3 separate regions of the Homo sapiens genome follow, and regions 1 and 2 are each linked to region 3. The links are chromatin contacts, found by Hi-C or POLR2A ChIA-PET in ENCODE. All regions are on one chromosome and are shown on one strand. Each heading gives the region's core, a stretch centred on a gene start or an enhancer-like site at or near the end of the contact. The rest is flanking DNA. Distances are from core to core; before and after follow the strand shown.

Evidence for each region. Hi-C counts contacts between places; a loop is a spot of excess contacts on that map. ChIA-PET counts read pairs that join two places held with the same protein, here RNA polymerase II (POLR2A). Pooled maps may share reads with other maps.
Region 1: a map of PC-9 shows a loop between it and region 3 (9-fold over the local background). The contact joins the enhancer-like site here to the promoter of BMP4 in region 3. A Hi-C loop is called at or near these places in 9 of 168 maps with a recorded cell type or tissue (Calu3, HepG2, IMR-90 and 6 more) and 6 of 50 pooled maps. POLR2A ChIA-PET finds 5 or more read pairs at or near these places in 9 of 52 experiments (Caco-2, GM12878, HEK293T and 6 more).
Region 2: a map of Right ventricle myocardium inferior shows a loop between it and region 3 (10-fold over the local background). The contact joins the enhancer-like site here to the promoter of BMP4 in region 3. A Hi-C loop is called at or near these places in 10 of 168 maps with a recorded cell type or tissue (Right ventricle myocardium inferior, ascending aorta, cardiac septum and 4 more) and 8 of 50 pooled maps. POLR2A ChIA-PET finds 5 or more read pairs at or near these places in 2 of 52 experiments (MCF 10A and endothelial cell of umbilical vein).

Annotation. Positions count from the first base shown.
Region 1 is chr14:54,104,651-54,107,975 of GRCh38, reverse strand. All of the region lies in intron 4 of LOC105370507 (a long non-coding RNA gene), which reads left to right. Among named protein-coding and RNA genes, the nearest start is that of BMP4, 150 kb to the right of the region's middle. Within about 2 kb of position 1,880, at least 7 of the 41 ENCODE cell types and tissues checked have a DNase peak (open chromatin) inside an H3K27ac peak, as active enhancers do; they include PC-3, PC-9 and ascending aorta, where a contact is called at or near this core.
Region 2 is chr14:53,714,228-53,717,420 of GRCh38, reverse strand. The region is part of intron 5 of LINC02331 (long intergenic non-protein coding RNA 2331); the gene reads left to right. All of the region lies in intron 3 of LOC105370504 (a long non-coding RNA gene), which reads right to left. Among named protein-coding and RNA genes, the nearest start is that of LINC02331, 140 kb to the left of the region's middle. Within about 2 kb of position 1,825, at least 3 of the 41 ENCODE cell types and tissues checked have a DNase peak (open chromatin) inside an H3K27ac peak, as active enhancers do; they include endothelial cell of umbilical vein, where a contact is called at or near this core.
Region 3 is chr14:53,955,539-53,959,032 of GRCh38, reverse strand. BMP4 (bone morphogenetic protein 4) reads left to right here and starts at 2,208. Exons shown (of 4, transcript NM_001202.6): 1 at 2,208-2,483. It overlaps LOC124903317, which reads right to left. Exons shown (of 2, transcript XM_047432035.1): 1 at 2,705-3,494. The coding sequence starts at 3,132. RefSeq lists silencers at 2,246-2,325, 2,975-3,084 and promoters at 1,040-2,382, 264-2,382, 3,310-3,494.

The sequences.
Region 1 (3,325 bases), core at 631-3,130, 150 kb before region 3:
GCCGGATGTGGTGGCACATGCCTGTAATCCCAGCTATTTGGGAGGCTGAGGCAGGAGAATCGCTTGAACCTGGGAGATGGAGGTTGTAGTGAGCCGAGATCGCGCCATTGCACTTTAGCCTGGGCAACAAGAGCAAAACTCTGTCTCAAAAATACAAATAAATAAATAATAAAGTAAAATAGGGATGCCATCTCCTATGATTATTATGGAAATTAAATGAGATACTGTATGTGACAATTTTATCCCAGTACCTGGCACATATAATAACACTTTAATAGTGCTATTACTGTTATAAACATTATTATTTATTGACTGACTTCATAGGGATACAAGTGAAAACATCCCCACTAATTTGACTTAGAGGAAACGCAGTCTCCCCTGCAAGTCCCTCTGAGGCTCCAGTCTTTGACTGAGATTGTCAGTTCGCACTAGGAAAAACAAGCCCATCTAGAGGAAACTACAAAAGAAAGTCATTTATTTTCACATAAATTGGATGGTAATTAGCTTCTCTAAGCTGAAGTCTAAATTCAAGAGCATTTAGAAATGAGCCTGCAGGTAAATATGACACAAGAGACTAGACTCCAAGCAGAGAACTCCATGTTTGCTCTCCTTCAGTGAGAATTCTGTTGATGTCAGAGGGTTAACAGAACTTTTAACAGTTGACTGGGGCCCTGGAGTTTTCATGATTTGGTCCACATTCAAAAATATAAAAGTCAGTGAAGCAAATGCTGTACAACAGAGGTTTTTCAGGGAAAAGGGATAAGCTTGATCCAAAAATATTTTGGAGGGTGGAGACATTCCAAGCATACCATTCCGTGCCTGTGCCAATGGAACGTGGGCACAGCACGGGAACAATGTTCAAGGCTGGAGAGCTTTAGAGTACCGGGGCAATTTTGAGTGAAAAACACAAAGAAGTGAGGAATATCCATCTCTGCCCCCATCACACACACACACACACACACACACTCAAACACACACACATACACACGCACACACACATACACACACACACAAACACACACACTCAACGCATACACATTTCCCTATTTACAGTAGAATTATAAATTCTGAGTAAATTTTAGGTTCACAAGCTATGGATTCCAAAGTTTTGTGCCAAATAATTATAGCTGCATCTTGCAGATGTACAGCTCTACTCTGATAACACACACACATTGAATTGGAAGGAGAGACTGGGTAAGTTCCAGTTATTACATTTCCATCCCAAACTGGAAATGACATTTTGTTTCTTTCCATTATCTTTGATGCTAAGTGGGTAAAACTGCCATAATGAAAATGTGTCACCTTAAAAAATCAACATAAATATGGACAGCTTTTCCATATTAATCATGAAAAGGGAGTAACTTCTAGCATGGAGGAATATATCCATTCCCTTTCCCAAATTCCTTGAATAAAGCATGTGTGCTTGTTTTCATGGTTGTATTTTCCTCATCAGTGTTTGTGATCCCTCAAAGCATGAAGGGATTTTGATTTTGAAAAATCCCTCATTATTCCCAAGAACTATATTGGCTGTAATTTGTGGGTAGAGTTGTATGTGGGTAGAAATTCATCTTCATTCTTCTCTGTAGGTAATTTGAGGAAATGCTGAGGCACTTGGATACCCAAAAAGGACTGAAGATTTCTCAATATAAATTTTAGTTAAATGCCTTCCAAAAAATATTTTGCAGTGTATTTCACTAAAGACACAATCCCTGTTTTTCCTTGACTTTGATAATATATTTTACCAAAGAAGAGCAATTCAGTTTGTGCAAAAGAACCATTCATGAGGTTGCCTGGAGATAGAATGACTCAGTGTTTCTCAAAGGTGGGGCACAGCGCACCTCAATCAGAATCACCTGGGGAGCTTTGAAAACATCAGATTCCTGGGCCCCACTCCAGCTCTACTGAGTCAGGATCTCCCCGGGGTGGGACCTAGGCAGTTGCATATTTAATGAGCTCTACAGGTGATTCTTATGCATCTTAAGATGTAGAGGGTAATTATTAGTTCTGGTCATAAAAGGTAGTATTGCCTTCTGCTCAGGAGCTTCTCTGTCTTTGAAGAGAGGGTCAGTGGCATATTGCCTTTGAAAAAAAATTCAATTTAAACGAACAGCAAGTCATTTTCCCTCTTCTCAATACTTTATTCTAGCTGCGTTTTCCTCCACAGGTTCAATCATCCAGTCTCCTTCACATAGAATAGCATTTGGAGTTGAGCAGCTACGCAAAACATTTTACTGTTGGTCCTTTATTTCTGATGTCCCTGTGTTTCTGGTCAGTGACCATGATCTGAATTTTCAGAAAAAAAAAGGGATACATAGTAACAGCTTAGTCACCTGGTAGTCACGGATGTGGGATAGACCTGAATCTCTGACAGTATCTTATAGGGCTGTGGTTCTTGAGCTTTACTGCATTAGAATCACCTGGATTTAAAACTTTCAAAGTTTAGGCCATACCTCAGACCAAAGTCATCAGAATCTCTAAGGGTAGGGCCCAGACATCAGCTCCCTGGTGATTTTAATTTGAAACCAAGGCTAAGAACCATTGTCATAGGGCATCTGTAGAAAAATGAGGTCTTTAGAACCCTGGGGAAGATCATGAATATTTTCCGTTACAGATGGAACTTTTCTGATCTGTGGTACACTCTAGTAGGAGAAAATTTAGGAGATATTTCTTTATAGAGACTTGTTCCTGAGAGAGAATTTTTGTTTCTTCAGCATATTCAACTACTATTATGGGAGGTCCAGTGTGGAAGACTGAAGTTTGAATGTTGGAGGTGTGTAAAGTACACATGCATAGACATACCCACAGTGTGTACTACCCCTTCCCAGCTACAAAACCCTTCTATGCCAACACTTCACTTTGTCTGTGTCAGGATAATCTATGAAATTTATCAGTCTTTGGCTCTTTGCTGTCTTCTCAAGAGCCGGTAACAGATCTCCAGTGAGCTGAAACAGAGAAAGTTGTTTTAAACCATTGACTGCTTAATAAATTAGCACTAGATGGCTTTTAGTCTAATTTATCTCTGGGAGCCAGTTTCCCAGGGTATCAGAGCAATACCACAAGAAAAATTATTTCCATTAAACACCACAAAAATGTCTTTCCTGTGATACTTCACTGAAAGGGTGACATGTACGAGATTCTCAGTCACAAAACAGGAAAGAAATGTTTGAAAGTTAAATTAAAAAGTAAAGCACAGTTAAGATTTTATTGAGCTTAAACCCCATTCCTACCCCCTAAACATATAAATCTGTTCTGTGTTCTGTGTCTCCCACTCAGATGGGTGATAAATTTTGGATGCTGAATTCTTATGTCTCTAAAAATAACGTTT
Region 2 (3,193 bases), core at 576-3,075, 240 kb after region 3:
CTCTTGTCACCCAGGCCAGAGTACAGTGGTGCAATCACGTTCACTGCAGCCTCAACCTCCTGGGCTCAATCTATCCTCCCACCTCAGCTTCCTGAGTAGCTGGGACCACAGGCATGTGCCACCACACCTGGCTAATTTTTTGTATGTTTTGTAGAGACAGGGTCTTGCCATGTTGTCCAGGCTGGTCTTGAACTCGTGGGCTCAAGCGATCCACCCACCTTGGCCTCCTGAATTGCTGGGATTACAGGCATGAGCCACTACACCCACTCCCAGTTTCTCTCTTAGAGAAGAGAGAGAGAAAAAAAATGCATCTTCCAGATGTACCAGAACCCCTTTATTTAGGAAAAGTCTTAAATTCTTGACTTTCAGATCTCCCCAAAGGATCATGAGCTTGAAAGAGCACATTTTTAAAGATACTAATTCATGCCTTGAGCTTTTCTCCACAGTGCGAGTCTATGACAGGTAACGTTTTGCTCCAAGTCAAAGCTACATCAACTGAAATGAAAATCTGAGCACATCTCAGGCCCAAACGACGTCTCAGACCCAAAACACGAGCTTCAAATGGCACTAGGGTAAATACTGAATGTTTTCATAGTCTTTGTCCAAAATAAACATTTGAAAAATCCCAGAGGTTTTAGTTTCCTGAAGTAAAGAAAAATCATATTTCCAGCTGTCATTGGAAAATATCACAAAAAATCCCACGTTTTTATCTTCCCAAATATTTTTACAATTACTAAATACTTAAAGGACTATTGTCATTTGTTTCTATGTTGGTGAGCTGTTCATACAGAAAGCCCTTACATCAAGAGTCCTAAGGTATTGAAACAGATCACATAAAACTACAAGAGAGGCTTCCTCCTTTACTTTACTCTCCTTTTTGAGTGAAGTAAGAGTCTGATATAATTGCCCATGTGCTCAGTAAATGTGCCAAAGTGCAATATTTTGTCTTTACTATTGAGAATGTTTTTATAAACACGTAGTGATCAGCATATTCTGACTTTCAGAAATATTAACTACAAAATTGGCAGCAAACTTCAACAGTTGCAAAAATCCATATGTTCATTAAATTATTTTATTGTGGGATTTTTTTATTGGCTTTTTTTGTTGTTGTTACTGCTTTCAGTTTTTGAAGGCAGTTTTTGTATCTTTTCTTCTCAAGGCCTTTGGGGTCCTTTAGAATTTTAATTGAAATATGGTAATCCATTTTCTTTGCTAAAATTCATTTTTATAAGTTAAGATTTTAGAACTTTCCCTGAGGTTTGTAAGAGCTATAGGAGTTGAGATTTAAAACTTTTTTCATAGTTCAGCAGTTTTGCTCAATTTGTAAAACACAGAAGAACTGTGGCACATTTTTGTTCTTTAATGACTAGAATGATAAGTCTATTTTCGTAGGTATAACATAGACAATCTTTCAGGATTTGGCATTATGAAGTCATAGGACTGGAAGAGACCTGGTAAGACTATCTAGTTCCAATATGTGTCTTCAGATCCTTTAGGACCACCCCAGAGAAATAAAAATTTGTTCTATTTTTAAAGCTCTCCCTTAGAGATGTTTTTCTTCCTTGACAACAATTTATCATGTAGCAATCTTTATTTCCCTTTTATAGATAAAGATATATATCTTTCCTTTTGCCTTATTTTTTTCTCAGATTCCTTTACACTCATTAGATAATTTCAAAAACACCACTGCAGATCATTTGGTGCTACCATTTCTTTTTTTATAGAGAAAGACATTGAGCCATAGGAGTTAAGTGACTGGCCCCAAGCCTCATTAGAGATGTGAGTCATATTTGGGAGTGAGAACACAGAGCCACAGCCTTCATTCCTGAGCTGTTTCCTCAACTCTGTATTTTTCTTTAACAAATCAAAAAGCAAAAGTAAAAACAATCCCATTTGAGCGACCAAACAATGGTAATCAGATGTGCACCAGCCAATGGCTACTGTGGAAAGAGTTCAACCACCTACAGAGCAATGTCCATCTGTGCTTGTGCAGATACCAAGCTTTCACTTGGCTCATTTCCTAATCTCACTACAAGAAGATAGAAAGGCAATTGTCAAGAAAAAGGACGCACTTTGCATTGCTGTAACTCCAAACATGAACAAGTGAGATTGAGCTAATACCAAAAAGCAAACTCCTCAGTTGATTTGCAACAAGCAGTTCACATGAAACTGGCTGGCTCTATCACTATTGTTCTCATATCGGTACCACTGGACAGCTTTAATTAATATCAGAAACAGCACAGGAAACATCCTTTAATTATTCCTGTTATGTTTAGAGAAAATGTAGCTTACTAAAAACAAAGTAAACTATAAGCCTTTGAACTTGAGTGTTATCTGTGTCCTTTGGCTTGTGAGGGTTTTGTGTTATCGGACATGATAATTTGTTTTCAGTGATACCCTTGATGAAATTAATTGAGTTTTAGACTAGCATACATTTCCTTTTGCTGATACTTTCACTCTTGGCAGGGTCTTATCTGAGCAGTTAGTCCTGTTCTCGTCTGGTTCTGTCTGCTGAGATTTAATAGCTGCAGGACTGTTGTTGTTTTAAACAAAGATGTTTACTTTTGTTATTAATGTAATATTCAATTCACTTCCCCTTTTTATCTTCCCATAACGCAGAGACCTACTCCCTTTTTTTGATGGAGATGATGGTTTTGGACTTCACTGCTAAGTTTCCTTAGAAACACCCCACCGGACCTTTCCAAATATATCATCATCGTAAGAGGGAAAGCCATTTCAGACACTCCTATCTGTACACTTGGCTTGAATTCAATTGCTATCTAACTGCTAGGTCCTAAACATTTCCTTTTATTTTTTTTTCCAACTGTATTCTTTATTTCAAACATTAAAGTGCTATAATGCTTGGTGGGAAAAAATTTAAAATTTCAAATAAGATCTCCTCAACCACATGTTGACTTCACCTAGTTTTAGATCATGCTGTGCATTGCATATCGTTTTTGAAGTTTTTTTGCTCGTATATTACTATATATAAGATAGATTGGTTTTATACTAAAGAAAGAATACTATATTTAGTATTCTGCTATTAGCTTTTACGTATATTAATTTGTCTTCGACATCTCCCTAAGTATGTTTTAAGAACTTAATTAGTGCCATATTGTTAGAGATTAAGTTCTTCCCAGTGTTTTTGCTATTATAAAACAATATTAGTTTATTTAAGCATGAGAAGTAGAGT
Region 3 (3,494 bases), core at 959-3,458:
AGACTCATGGATGGGCCAATCAGTGGCCACTTTAGTGTCTGGGCTGCAGCAAAATGAGACAATAGCTGTCATTCAAAAACCTTTGGAATTAAAAAAACCCCGAAATGACATTGGTGCTTTAAAGTAAAATAAAGTCCTGCCTTTAAGTCCAGCATATCACTGTTGTTTCTGAGTTTAAATATTAAGAACCACATTTCGTTAATGATTAAAACAACAGTGATTGATTTAGGGGCTCAGTGAGCATTTAATCTGTCCTGACTTCAGGTACCATGCTAAAGGAGCACAATGCCTGATGCTGCAGGAGAAACATTAGGTAACTATTTAATGGAGTTTTAATTTTCTGTTATTATTTTTAATAATTAATTGTGATTTTGACTATTTGGAAGCTACAGGTATATTTTGTCCTCCTTTTGGGGTGGTGTTATTGCCCTGCCCTGTTTTAATCAGTGGTTCTTAGAGAAAGTGAACTCAGGAGTGACTTAAAATGAAGGAAGACGGACTTTGGCTAAAATTACAATTAAATAATCAAATCATTTTCAAATATAAAGGGAGCATGCAGATGATCTGGCCCAATCCTTTCATTCTGCAGATGAGAAAACTGAGACTCATAGGAATGAAAAGACTTGCCCAAAGCCATACAGCTTGTTTCTGTTGTTTGGTGCATTAGGCCAAAAGACCTAGGCCTAATAGATGGAAAAGATGGCAGGATGTCTTGGCCTTGCTCTGACAGTTGCTTCTCTGATCTCAGATATTTCCCACCCTTTGTAATCTGTGTTCCACACAGGAAGTAGTTCTTGTTTTTTAAATATCGAAGGTGTATAAACGTAAAGTTTTTATAGATGAGCCACCCAGGGCCAATATCTGTTTAAGTAAAGACCTAAATGCTTTGCAGAGACAGTAAAGTGTCATGTCTGTCCCAGGGAAAGAAATCCAGGACAGGAAATGCTCAGTCTTCCAGCACTCCTCTGGCTACCTGGAGCTCAGGCTATGAGCCTCAACCCCTCCCTGAAGCATTAGCTCTGGAGCAGAGGCTGTGATTTACTTCAGAGATCTGGGCAAGTCCCTTTAACCTGGTAGTCCTGCCTTTCCTTGTTTGTAAAACAGAGAGATGAGGCTGATAGCTCCCTCACAGCTCCATCAGAGGCAGTGTGTGAAATTAGTTCCTGTTTGGGAAGGTTTAAAAGCCACCACATTCCACCTCCCTGCTAATATGATTACTAAAATGTTTTTATATGAAAGGGCCAATTCCTCATCTCCCCTCTTCCTTTAAAAACAGACCAAGGGGCATCTTTTCTTGTCTCCCTGTGGCCTAAAAGGTTACTGCTTCTGTGGTTATCTCCTTGGAAAGACAGAGTGTCAGGACTCTTAGGTACACCAAAAATGAACAAAAAAATCAACAACAACCATAACACCAACAAAAATAACTGCTGTGTCGGTTCTTAAGACGGCTTCTGAGCTAGAAACAGATTTTTCTAACTGTAAAAAACGTGGCCCCAGCCTGTCTGCAGGCCACCTCTGTCTTTAGGCCTTGGGGGGAGGAGGGAAGTGAGCTCATTTACTGGGGTCTACCTCAGGGTCATCACCAAGGTGTTCTACAAAACGCACTTTAAGAATGTTTTGGAAGGAAATTCACCTTTTAACAGCCCAAGAGGTATCTCTCTCTGGCACACAGTTCTGCACACAGCCTGTTTCTCAACGTTTGGAAATCTTTTAACAGTTTATGGAAGGCCACCTTTTAAACCGATCCAACAGCTCCTTTCTCCATAACCTGATTTTAGAGGTGTTTCATTATCTCTAATTACTCAGGGTAAATGGTGATTACTCAGTGTTTTAATCATCAGTTTGGGCAGCAGTTACACTAAACTCAGGGAAGCCCAGACTCCCATGGGTATTTTTGGAAGGTACGGCGACTAGTCGGTGCATGCTTTCTAGTACCTCCGCACGTGGTCCCCAGGTGAGCCCCAGCCGCTTCCCAGAGCTGGAGGCAGCGGCGTCCCAGCTCCGACGGCAGCTGCGGACTCGGGCGCTGCCTGGGCTTCCGGGACCCGGGCCTGCTAGGCGAGGTCGGGCGGCTGGAGGGGAGGATGTGGGCGGGGCTCCCATCCCCAGAAAGGGAGGCGAGCGAGGGAGGAGGGAAGGAGGGAGGGGCCGCCGGGGAAGAGGAGGAGGAAGGAAAGAAAGAAAGCGAGGGAGGGAAAGAGGAGGAAGGAAGATGCGAGAAGGCAGAGGAGGAGGGAGGGAGGGAAGGAGCGCGGAGCCCGGCCCGGAAGCTAGGTGAGTGTGGCATCCGAGCTGAGGGACGCGAGCCTGAGACGCCGCTGCTGCTCCGGCTGAGTATCTAGCTTGTCTCCCCGATGGGATTCCCGTCCAAGCTATCTCGAGCCTGCAGCGCCACAGTCCCCGGCCCTCGCCCAGGTTCACTGCAACCGTTCAGAGGTCCCCAGGAGCTGCTGCTGGCGAGCCCGCTACTGCAGGGACCTATGGTGAGCAAGGCTACCTGGTGAGGGGAGACAGGCAGAGGGGGTCTAGGAGCCTCCTTGGGGGGAAGAAGCTGGTCACAGGCTGTGACCGAGGCAAAAGGTGGCCTAATTATTTTCCAATAGTGGTGCTGGAGGTGGGGATGCTGGCGCTGAAAGACCTTTAAATATCGGCTACTGCCCCTGCCCAGGCCTTCTCTGTCCAGCAGTCCCTGGGAGATTCTCACCTTTGGGAAGTGCGGGGCAGGAGAGCAGAAACAAGAGAAGCCCTTGGTAGGGGGGTCGTTGGGAAAAACTGTGGGGTCTTGGGCTGAACGCGTTGCCCACGGGCTGGAGGTTGCGATCCCCGGACGGAAAGCGCGGGAGGAGGAAGGAGAGAACCGGCTCTGAGGTCCAGAGAGAGTGAGGGGGCAGAGCGACGGCGAGATGGGGAGAGAACACCTAGCTGGAGCAGGTTCTGCGGTAGAGAGCGCAGTCCTGCTGGCCTCTGGAGAGTGCGCGCCGCTCCGGAGGCTGCGTCGAGGGGAGTGTCACCCAATCTGGCCCCCAGCTGGCGGGGCGCCCTGAGAGCTTGCGAACTGCAGTTGCAGGACGCGCCTTCTCCACGAGCTATTTTCGTCGACTTGCGGAACCCAAGGAACCTCGCCTCTATCATTTCACGGTGTAGGGTCCCTAGAGACGACAGCCAAGATCCCAGGGGCTCCCAGGACGCTTGTTCCTGCGGTGTCGTGTCCTATGGGGAGTTCCTGGCGGGACGAAAGGCGGACGCGCGGCTCTTCCTGGCCCTCCAGGCCCGGAACCGACGGGAAAGGTTCCCGTGATTCCCGAGTCCCTGCAGGCTTCTTCCAGCGGGAGTTGGTCCGGGGGCCTTAGAGGCCTCCAAGCACTGCTTTGGAGGATGGTTTCCAAGGATCGCGGTTTGTGAGTTGAAGGCTTTGTGAGAGGTTAAACCCCCAAAAGATACATACTTGGTAAACTGAGGCTACCTGTAAACACATTTCGGCATTAGGAGAAGAT